Regions from separate parts of the Homo sapiens genome. Here all the other regions are linked to region 1. A link is a loop called in an ENCODE intact Hi-C map of the cell type or tissue named here. Cell type or tissue: endothelial cell of umbilical vein. All regions are shown on one strand.

Region 1 (2,500 bases):
CATCAAAATCCAAGCATTCACGGTCTGAATCGCCAGAGCCAGGTTGCAGAGTGCAATGAGTCCCATTCAGCAGCACCCCATGCGTTACCACAATGCTTCGAGATGGGTCACGCTCTGCCCATTTTGCAGATGGGGAAATCAGTCCCTACAGAGGTGAAGTGACTTTCCCAAAGCCTCATGGCTGGTGGATCTTGGGCTGACATTGAACCCACGTGGTCTGGCTCCTACAGTAACTGAGGGCGTGCACTTACACGTGGAATGAACTGCTGAGAATGATCTAGGAGCTGGAGCCAAGGGGAGCAGAAGGGTCTGGTCCTGTGAGGACATGCGCTGTAGATAGGTCTGTCAGCTGGGCCAGGCTGCATTTCCTGTCGTGCTCCATCAAGAGCAGGCTTGCCTCACGGACACACCTATGCCCATCAGCTGGACTTGACACCTTCCTGGGATCCGCCCAGACTAAGAGATGGGATTTTAAAAGGCTTGAGTTCTAACCTTGGCCCTTTACAAGAATTTGCTGAGTGATTCCTCACAACACCCTCTGCAGTAAGTGCTGTTAGCTTCCCCATCTGCAGTAAGTGTCATTAGCCTCCGCATTTAACAAGGGGAGGAAACAGGTAGAAAGGAGCGAAGTGTTCCCCCATCTTCTGCCACCCAGCTAGTAGCAAAGTCAGATCTAACACCCGGGTCTTTTTCTGACCCCAGATCTGGGCTCTAATCTCTGATTTCTCTGAGGCTAGAGACATAAGCCATGAGGAAAACGTTGGTGCAACAAATGAAGGTCTTAGCTCCCTTGCAGTGGAATAGCCGTTCCTGGGTTCAGCGGCAAAGCAGTGAGGGTAGCTGAGGCTGCTGGAGGCAACCGCTCAGGCCAGGCCACAGATAAAAGTGAGAGCGCACCCAGTTAAACTAAGGCCTTAATTACAGGCTTCGTTTAGAGCCTAGCAGCAAAAGCTTGCTGCAGCCCCACAGGTGCTGGACGCTGAGGAGTTCCCACCAGCCTGGCTCAGCCCTCTGCACCCAGGCAGCCCACCCCACCCCCACCTTCCGAAGGTAGAACCACGAGGACTTCCGAATCAGATGCACTTTGGAATGTGAGATGCTCGGTAAGAAGCTCATTCCAAATCTAGAAGTTCACTGGTATCGGGATGTCCTTCTCAGAGCTTTCGGTGCACAAAGAAACGGACATCTCTGCCCCTGAGGCCGCTATTCCTCACCATGCTACCAACCCAGGCTCAGCTCTCCCTCCGGGGCCTTCCCGCCGCACCCAGCCCTTCCTCCAGGTCCGCGACGGGGAGGAAACCCGGCCAGCCTCCCAGCCCGCAACCGTCCACTCCTGGCTGCCACACCCAAGGCAGTCTCTGCCTTCTCTAGAGCGAGAGCGCAGCGGGCCAGGGGAGAAGTGGAAAGACACAAAAGGCTGCGGGGCTGGGACGGCGAAGCAGCAGCCCGCACGGCAGGGGGCTTGGCAGCGGCGCCCGGGGTCGCCGATCCCCGGCTCTCGGCCAGCCCAGCCCAGCGACCCTTTCCGCGGGGGATGCTGGCCCCTGCTGGCCGCGCGAGAGATCGCAGGGTGGCTATCGCCTCGGGAGAGCAGAGAGGCCCGGGACCGGGAAGCGGTGCCCGCCCCGGGAAAGGGGCTGAGCTCTCAGGGCAGCAGCAGCACCCGGCCCCCGCGTGGAGGTGGTTAGCCTGGAGGGGAGCTGGGAGAAGGCAAGGACGGGAGGACCTGGGCGCGAGGCCCCAAGTTCTGGTCCTGTCCCCGCCGCCACCCTGGTAACAGTGCTAGCTGCCTCAGCACCTCCAGGCTCACACGTGCTATCAAACGCCTCATATCATAGTTTCTAGAAAGGAGATGAGTCAGAAGAAAGAGGTGAGAGGTCTCTAGCATGACTGGCTCTGGTCTCCCTCCAGGGCCTACCTCCAGAAGACTTCCTTCAGCCTGATGTCTTCCTCAAGACCAGCCAACCCCGAACCATGAGCTGATGGGGCCACGTGCATTTCACAGGTTACTGACTGGGTGGGCTGAATGATGGCCCCCAAAGACAGCCAGGTCCTAACCCCTGGAACCTGTGAATATTACCCTACATGGCAAAACGGACTTTGCTGGTGTGACTGAAAGCCCTTGAGTGGGGAGATTATCCCGGATTATTCAGATGGATCTTAAATGTAATCACAAGGGTCCTTCTAAAAGAGAGGCAGAGGAAGATTTTACTACAGAAGACAAACAAAGCCATATGACAAAGGAAGCAGACAGAGAGAGAGATTTGGAAATGCTATGCTGCTGGCTTTGAAGATGGGTAAGAGGCCAAGAGCCAAAGAATGCAAACACTGCAGCTCTGGATGCTAGAAAGGGCAAGGAAATGTAGAGCCCCTGCAGGCTCTGCTTACCCCTTAATTTTGGCCCAGTGAAACTGATTTCAGATTTCTGATCTGCAGAACTGAAAGAGAATAAATGTGTGTTGCTTTCAGCCACCAAGTTTGTGGCAATTTGTTACAGCAG
Region 2 (2,500 bases), 970 kb before region 1:
TTTGTTTCTATGTTTAGCACTCCCTTAAGGACCTCTTGTAAGGCTGGTGTACTGGTAATGAATTCCCTTAGCATTACTTGTTTGAAAAGGATTTTATTTCTTCTTCACTTATGAAGCTTAGTTTGGTGAGATATGAAATTCTTGGTTGGAATTTCTTTTCTTTAAAGTTGCTGAAAATAGGCCCCTAACCTATTTCTTCTGCCATTTGTTTTGTTTTGTTTTTTTTTGAGACAGAGTCTCACTCTGTCACCTAGGCTGGAGTGCAGTGATGTGATCTTGGCTCACTGCAACCTCCGCTTAAACTGGGTTCAAGCGATTCCCCTGCCTCAGACTCCTGAGTAGCTGGGACTACAGGTGTGCGCCACCACGCCCAGCTAATTTTTGTAATTTTTAGTAGAAATGGGGTTTCACCATATTGGCCAGGCTGGTCTCGAACTCCTGACCTCATGATCCGCCTGCCTCGGCCTCCCAAGAGTGCTGGGATTACAGGCGTGAGCCACCATGCCCGGCCTCCTCTTTTGCCTTTTAAGTTTCTGCTGAGAGGTCTGTTGCTAGCCTGACGTAGTTCCCTTTGTAAGTGACCTGACCCTTCTGTCTAGGCCCCATTAAGATTTTTTCTTTGATGTTGACTTTGGGCAATCTGAAGAGTATGTGCCTTGGGGATGGTTGTCTTTTATAGTATCTTGCATGGGTTCTCTGTATTTCTTGAATTTGCATATCAGTCTCTCTAGGGAGATTGGGAATGTTTTCTTGGACTGTATTCTCAAATATGTTTTCCAAGTTGCTTACTCTCTCTTCTTCCCTCTGAGAAATGCCAGTGAGTCATAGGTTTGATTTCTTTACATAATCCCATATTTTGTAGAGGTTTTACTCATTTTTAAAAATTCTTTTAAAAATTGTTTGTCTTACTGAGTTGATTTGAACTGGTCTTTGAGTTCTGAGATTCTTTTCCTAGTTTAGTCTATTATGTTGTTAATGCTTCCAATTGTATTTTGAAATTCTTGTAGTGAATTTTTCAGTTTCAGAAGTTTAGTTTGGTTGTTTCTTAAAATGGCTGTTTTATCTTTCTACTCTTGAATCATTTTACTGGATTCACTGGGTTCTATTGGGTTTCAACTTTCTGCTGAATCTTGATGAGCTTCATTGCCACCCAGATTCTGAATTCTATGTCTGCCATTTCTGTTGCTTCAATCTGGTAAAGAACTGTTGCTAGGGAGCTAGTGTACTTGTTTGGAGGTAGGGGGACACTCTGACTTTTGAATCACCAAAGTTCTTGTGCGGATCCTTTCTCATCTGAGCGGGCTGGTATTGTCTTTTTGGATTTGCTGTCGTTGAATGGGGCTTTTTGTTTTTATATAATTTATTTCCCTTGAGTTTTTAACTGTGGTTCAAGTTGAGTATAGTCAATAGGCTTTGTTTCTGGATGCTTTCAGAAGGCCAAGTGTCTGCACAGGATCTTCATGTGTGGCTAGATTCTTGCTCTCGGTTTCACAAGCTATGTATACTGGAAGAGTATTTTTTGTGTTGTAATTTAGGCTGCAATCCAGTAGATGGCGCTTAAGAGTAATGACTGGCAGATAAGTTCTTAGCCACGTGGCTCTTGTATTTCAGCACATTCGCAGCATCTCTCTGTGGTGTAGGGGGAAAGATAAGCCCCTCGCCAGATCCATTCCCGGGCCTTGGGGATCCCCCTCCGATCACTCGCACCGCGCCCAATACCTTTGTTAGGTATTCTAGGCCTCAGGCTTTCTTAGATAGGGGCTGTGGCTGGCAGACAGGCTATACCCTTCCCAGATAACCCTGTGGAGGGAGGCATGCCCCAGGCCCACACCAGCCCACGAATACCCATGTTTCACTCTTCTGAGTGTTCTGAAAGTGGGAGCTCTTCCCCCGCTTACATGCTGGCCACAGATCTCAGCTTGGCTCCCCTGAGCTGTGTGCTGTAACCCTGGGGGATTGGGACTGGGCCTGCAGCTTCGCTCTCTGGCCCCTGGTTTGGGTACCGGCCATATTGGGGCAGTCAAAGTGCTCCAAGGCCACCAGCAAAGCACTCAGGCTGGGCAGTGGAGGCTGTGCTATGTACACACTCTTGCAGGAGTGGCCAAGCGGGGCCTTGGGAGGGGCTGGTGGACAACGAGGGTGTGAAGAACAGTCATGCCTCAGTCTTATGAGAAAGACAGTCCTCTTCTCTCCTGGCTCAGTGGTCAGTTGGGGGATAGAACTACCTGGAGGAAAATGGAGAACCTATGACCACATTTTGCTGCAGCTGCCCCACTTACAAGGGCTGACGCACACCCCCTCTCCCACCCCCGCCCCCAACACACACCGCGCGCCTCCCTGGGCTCCATGCTGGCTGAAGCTTTGTCTCTGCTTACTCTCTGGGCAGATACCCCTGCCAATTCAAACGTGTATGGGGGTTGTGGGATCTCTTGTAGCTAGAATCCCAGAGGTAAGCGGCGAGAGAGCGTTCCCCTGCCATCACTTCACTCACCCCTTCCTT
Region 3 (2,500 bases), 1.0 Mb before region 1:
CTCATTATTGGAACATTGCTGCTCCCAGGCCCTCTCAGTGGACAGAGCTTGCAGAATGTATGTATCTATGTATACACACATATTTACATCCATATTTATTTCTGTATCTATCTCTCTATATTGAAACCATGAGTTTACATTGGTACATCTCATTCCTATCTACCACCATAGGGTTCATTCTAATTTTCTCCCTTTCCATATTTGTATTTTTCTTCTCAGACAGTGGGAAACCTGGAGCTCCCCTATTTTTTATTTATTGACTTATCAGTCACCCTGTTTGCAGTCAATCCCCTATCTCTGTGGCTACTCCTTCCCTGTATAGATACCCTTCTCACCCCATGTGGGATTTGATATACCATGTTGGGTTGCCCCCATATGTAAATGTCCTCCTTACCTTGTTTAGCCTCTAATACCCTACACCAGGCTGTTGCTTCATGTGAGTGTTCTTACCCTGCTGGAGTTCTAACACACCATGTCAGGCTGACTCTCTGAATGGACACCTTCCCCATCCAGCTCTGGTACCCACTGTAGGGCAGGTTTTCTTAACTGGATGCTCTCCTTATTCTGCTTGTGTTTTGACAGTTTCCACTCTGGGCCAGATGCAGTAGGTCAGACTTGTGCACATAATTCAGGATTCTTTATGATCTTCATAGTTCTATTCTAGAGTTATGATATATATTTGGATGTATGGAATGATGAGTATAATTATAGGGTGGAATATTTTAATGGAGATATTGTCTGCATATGTAGTGCCTGTGGTTCTTAGATTTTTTAAAAAAGCCTTTTTATTGAAGTATAATATATGTACTGAAAAGTGTAAAGATCATAAGATTATGTTGTGAACCATCAGAATATGAAAACACCCATAAAATCACCATCCAGGACAACAAATAAAATATCAGTATCCAAGAAGTCCTACTCATGATTTTTCGCAATAAATCCTTATTAGATATATTCAGTCTAACCAGTAGACATAAACTGCATTCTTTAAAATTGTATGCCTCTACTAATGGCATGATGAATAAAATAGAGCTTTAACAAGTACACGCAATTGACTATTTTGAAAGACTATATTTGAAAAGTTAATTATAGCAGTAATACTTTTTTTTGAAGTTTTATCATTCAGTTTGAGAAAGTCTGGAGCAGTCAGTCACTAGGGGGCAGCCTGTACTGCTTCCACCTCTTTAGAAACAGTTGTATACTCTTTATCCTTATGTTAGTAACTGAGAATTATTTTGCATTGAAGAAAACAAATGTTCCTTCAATGAAAGAAATATTTTATTATTCATAGATATGAAGAAAATGGACAAAATTATTTTGTTCTCTTATATTTAAACTGGAATAATTCCTTGGTTAAATGAATCTTGACATCTGGGAAGCCCAGCTTTGCTTCTTAGGTAGCCCCAGCAAAGTGTCCGAATTTAGGTTTAGAAGGGGTTTTCCCTGTCTAAACAAGTTTCAGATAATAATGTATCCAAACGTTCCTCTAATCTTCCCTTTCTCGTCTGTGGATTTCTCCCAAATGCCGTAGAATAGGAACTAGACTCTTGAGCTAAATTGGAGAAAAGAAAACCACAGCTCAGAATCCAACAGGGCATTTTCTTCCATCCACTGATTTCATCTGGCATTGCTTAGTGGCAGTTCCTTTTGGTAGAACCCTGTGAAAAATATCAGAGGATGTGTGAAAGAGAAAACTTGGTGTTTCTTGATTTCAGTTCTTTACTAATCTTTTTCTCATGCCATTCTAGTTTTGTGTAAATCTTTTCTCATTAGATTGATAAACTTTCCAGTTTCTGCATATCCCTAGAATAGACGAACTCATCTCCGGATGCTTTTGAGCCATTTTATTTCTAGTAGCATAAGGAGACTGTTTCTGCTTTTCTCCCTATCCTTCCCCTAATATAGTATGGCTTGGCTTCTTATTCTCTGGGACTTTTAAATCATAATTTAATGTTATTTCTTCCTTTCTATAGATAGAGACATTGGGATCTACCAGTATTATGACAAGAAAGATCCACCAGGTAAAGTACCTATTCTGTGCAATTAATTTTTATTAACTAAATATTCTAAACCATGAAATACTGACCATTAAAAGCTCTCTTCTCATGAGCTTTAGATAAATTCTAGAATTTTAAGAAAAGTCCCTTCAGTTCTTTAGAAAAATGCTGAGGTTGATATCTATCTGTTCTATATAAAATAAAGTAGTATCGAGAAAATGCTGTAGAAAGACATGAAAATTTTCATTTTACTGCTGATCAGGCTGATTATAGGGCAGTCTATTCACATTTATTTATCAGTGTCCCAGTAGAGGGCATTGTTAATGCATGGGTCCTACTGATGCTGGCCTCCTGGATCCTCACCTGATATCTGAAATAGGCATTTCTGAGTGAATGATCAATTTTCTTTATCTGATTAATCCTGCTAATCCCAGAAGTTTTATGATGGGCCAAAAGGTCTTTCTAGCTAGAGTTACTTCCTGTTTTGGTCTCCGTTGAAGTGG
Region 4 (2,500 bases), 570 kb before region 1:
TGGGATTACAGGTGTGAACCACCATGCCCAACCAGTATTCTACTTTTGAATAGCAATGTTCAGTATAACTTTGATTCAAAATAAGCATTTGAGTAAAAACAAATGGTCTTAAAAGTGTTAAATTTTGACTCCATCTAATTTTTTTTTTTTTTTTTTTTTTGAGACAGGGTCTTGCTGTGTTGCCAAGGCAGGAATACAGTGGCATCATCACAGCTCACTATAGCCTTGACCTCCTGGGTTCAGGCAATCCTCCTGCCTCAGGCTCCTGAGTAGCTGGGACCACAAACACATGCCACCATGCTGAGCTCATTTTAAGTTATTTGTAGAGACAGGGTATTGCTGTGTTGCCCAGCTGGTCTTGAACACCTAGGCGCAAGTAATCTTCCCATCTTTTTTGTTTTGTTTTTTGTTCTTTTTGAGACGGAGTCTCGCTCTTGTCATCCAGGCGGCAGTGCAATTGTGCAGTCTTGGCTCACTGCAATCTCCACCTCCCGAGTTCAAGTGATTCTCGTGCCTCAGCCTCCCAAGTAGCTGGGATTACAGGCACCTGCCACCACGCCTGGCTAATTTTTGTGTTTTTAGTAGAGATGGGGTTTCACCATGTTGGCCAGGCTGGTCTCGAACTCCTGACCTCATGATCCGCCCACCTTGGCCTCCCAAAGTGTTGGGATTACAGGTGTGAGCCACCGCGCCTGGCTGATCCTCCCACTTTGGCCTCCCAAAGTGCTTGGATTACAGGTATGAACCACCAGACCTTGCATTGGCTCCCTCTAATTTTATTCTCATAAGAAAATAAAATATTTATGACTTTTAAAAATTCAATTCTCTAGAAAATTTTTATACCTGAAATATAAAACTATCTCTAATTTTTTAAAGCACTAAAATTTGTAATAAACTCATTTTTAAAATAAACAATTATATCAATCTAAATGTCTTCCTTGACTTGTATCTTTAACTTTCCTTATGGAGCTAGATCCTTCAAAAGCACAACAGATATAGCCATGAAGAGATCTGTCAGGTTCCAGTTCAGAAGTGTCTAATGTGGAGGACAACATGCTAGTAGGGAAGAAACGTTAGTGCTTGACACAATTCCTAGTTTTGGCCACCAAGTGGTGCTATTAATTCAGAGTGAACTGGCACTGGGGGCATGGGATTGGTTGGCTTTGGGGTGGGTAAAGAGTAGAAGAGCAGTCTACAACCAGTCAGTAAGTACAAGGGACACTGACAAGCCAGATGTTTGCAACTCTGTATACTGTGAATTCATGTATCAATGTCACTAGTTTAAACACAGAGGATAAAACTAACTTACATACTTTCATTTTTACAGGTAAAGTCCACTGTCTTTCCTTAGGAAAATAACCGTTTATGTATATATATTTGTATCAAATCTGATCCTGTAAAGCTACACAGCTGTAAAAATAATCACACTATTTTGATTAATCTTTGTTTCTCTAAAAAATTCCTCCAAATTCCATTAAAACAAAACAAAAAACGGTTAAAGAAAACCAAACTATTAAGCAAACATTACAAACATTAATTAGTAATATTAAGCATCTAAAAATATCTGATTTATTACTATTTTTATTTGATACAGAGTCTTGCTATGTTGTCCAGGCTGGAGTGCAGTGGTGTCATCTCGGCTCACTGCAACCTTCACTGCCCAGGGTTCCAGCGATTCTCTTGCCTCAGCCTCTTCTGTGGCTAGGATTACAGGTGCACACCACCACGCCCAGCTAATTATTGAATATTTAGTAGAGATAGGGTTCTGACATATTGGCCAGGCTGGTCTCGAATTCCTGACCTCAGGTGATCTGCCTGCCTCAGCCTCCCAAAATGCTAGGATTACAGGCGTGAGCCACTGTGCCCGGCCTCTAATGTTTTTAAAAAAAATAGGTATCAACTCAACAGGTTTTCTTTAACTTACACTGTAAACTTTTTCTGATGAGATAGCTCCTTTGAGTGCATGAATACTTTTCACATTTCAGCTCAGAAGTGACAAGTGCGGATAGGGAACAGATACAATGACTATATAAGTTCAGTTTTCTTATGCAAACCACCTACAGGCCTATGAAAAGTGTTAAAAACATAATGAGTAACTAAAAGAAAGACTTAATAATCTACCATCCACTGGAAGAACTGGCAATGTTGGCCAGGTGCGGTGGCTCATGTCTGTGATCCCAGCACTTTGGGAGGCGGAGGCAGGCGGATCACCTGAGGTCAGGAGTTCGAGATCAGCCTGGCCAACATGGTGAAACCCCATCTCTACTAAAAATACAAAAATAACCTGAGTGTGGTGGTGCATGTCTGTAGTCCCAGCTACTCGGGAGGCTGAGGCAAGAGAATCACTTGAACCTGGGAGGTGGAGGTTGCAGTGAGCTGAGATTGCGCCATTGCACTCCAGCCTGTGCGACAGAGTGAGATTCTGTCAAAAAGAAAAAGAAGAAAGAGGAGGAGGAGGAGGAAGGAGGAAAGAGGAAGGAGGAAGGAGGAGAGGAGGAAC

What was found. Hi-C counts contacts between places; a loop is a spot of excess contacts. Peaks named below come from ENCODE experiments on the same cell type or tissue, not always from the same donor. Only the 100,000 strongest peaks of a DNase experiment are listed, where the experiment ranks them.
Region 2: a loop joins it to region 1, with 4 times the contacts of the local background. A loop is called at or near these places in 5 of 110 quality-filtered maps.
Region 3: it touches region 1 in a loop (6-fold over the local background); 16 of 110 quality-filtered maps call a loop at or near these places.
Region 4: it touches region 1 in a loop (6-fold over the local background); 7 of 110 quality-filtered maps call a loop at or near these places.

The regions. Positions count from the first base shown.
Region 1 is chr2:62,456,163-62,458,662 of GRCh38, reverse strand. The region is part of intron 4 of LOC105374764 (a long non-coding RNA gene); the gene reads right to left. It also overlaps a transcript of TMEM17 not described here. Among named protein-coding and RNA genes, the nearest start is that of TMEM17, 49 kb to the left of the region's middle. RefSeq lists a silencer at 1,275-1,834. In endothelial cell of umbilical vein, a CTCF peak has its summit at 1,545 (motif pointing left); DNase peaks (open chromatin) are centred at 1,522 and 1,812; H3K4me3 peaks cover 499 bases.
Region 2 is chr2:63,424,069-63,426,568 of GRCh38, reverse strand. The region is part of intron 9 of WDPCP (WD repeat containing planar cell polarity effector); the gene reads left to right. Among named protein-coding and RNA genes, the nearest start is that of WDPCP, 160 kb to the left of the region's middle. RefSeq lists an enhancer at 1,453-1,572. In endothelial cell of umbilical vein, a CTCF peak has its summit at 1,535 (motif pointing right); no DNase peak of the experiment used is centred here.
Region 3 is chr2:63,486,968-63,489,467 of GRCh38, reverse strand. WDPCP (WD repeat containing planar cell polarity effector) reads left to right here. Exons shown (of 18, transcript NM_015910.7): 3 at 1,974-2,021. Among named protein-coding and RNA genes, the nearest start is that of WDPCP, 100 kb to the left of the region's middle. In endothelial cell of umbilical vein, a CTCF peak has its summit at 1,149 (motif pointing right); a DNase peak (open chromatin) is centred at 1,167.
Region 4 is chr2:63,022,262-63,024,761 of GRCh38, reverse strand. All of the region lies in intron 19 of EHBP1 (EH domain binding protein 1), which reads right to left. Among named protein-coding and RNA genes, the nearest start is that of EHBP1-AS1, 25 kb to the left of the region's middle. RefSeq lists an enhancer at 1,030-1,099. In endothelial cell of umbilical vein, a CTCF peak has its summit at 1,099 (motif pointing right); a DNase peak (open chromatin) is centred at 1,111.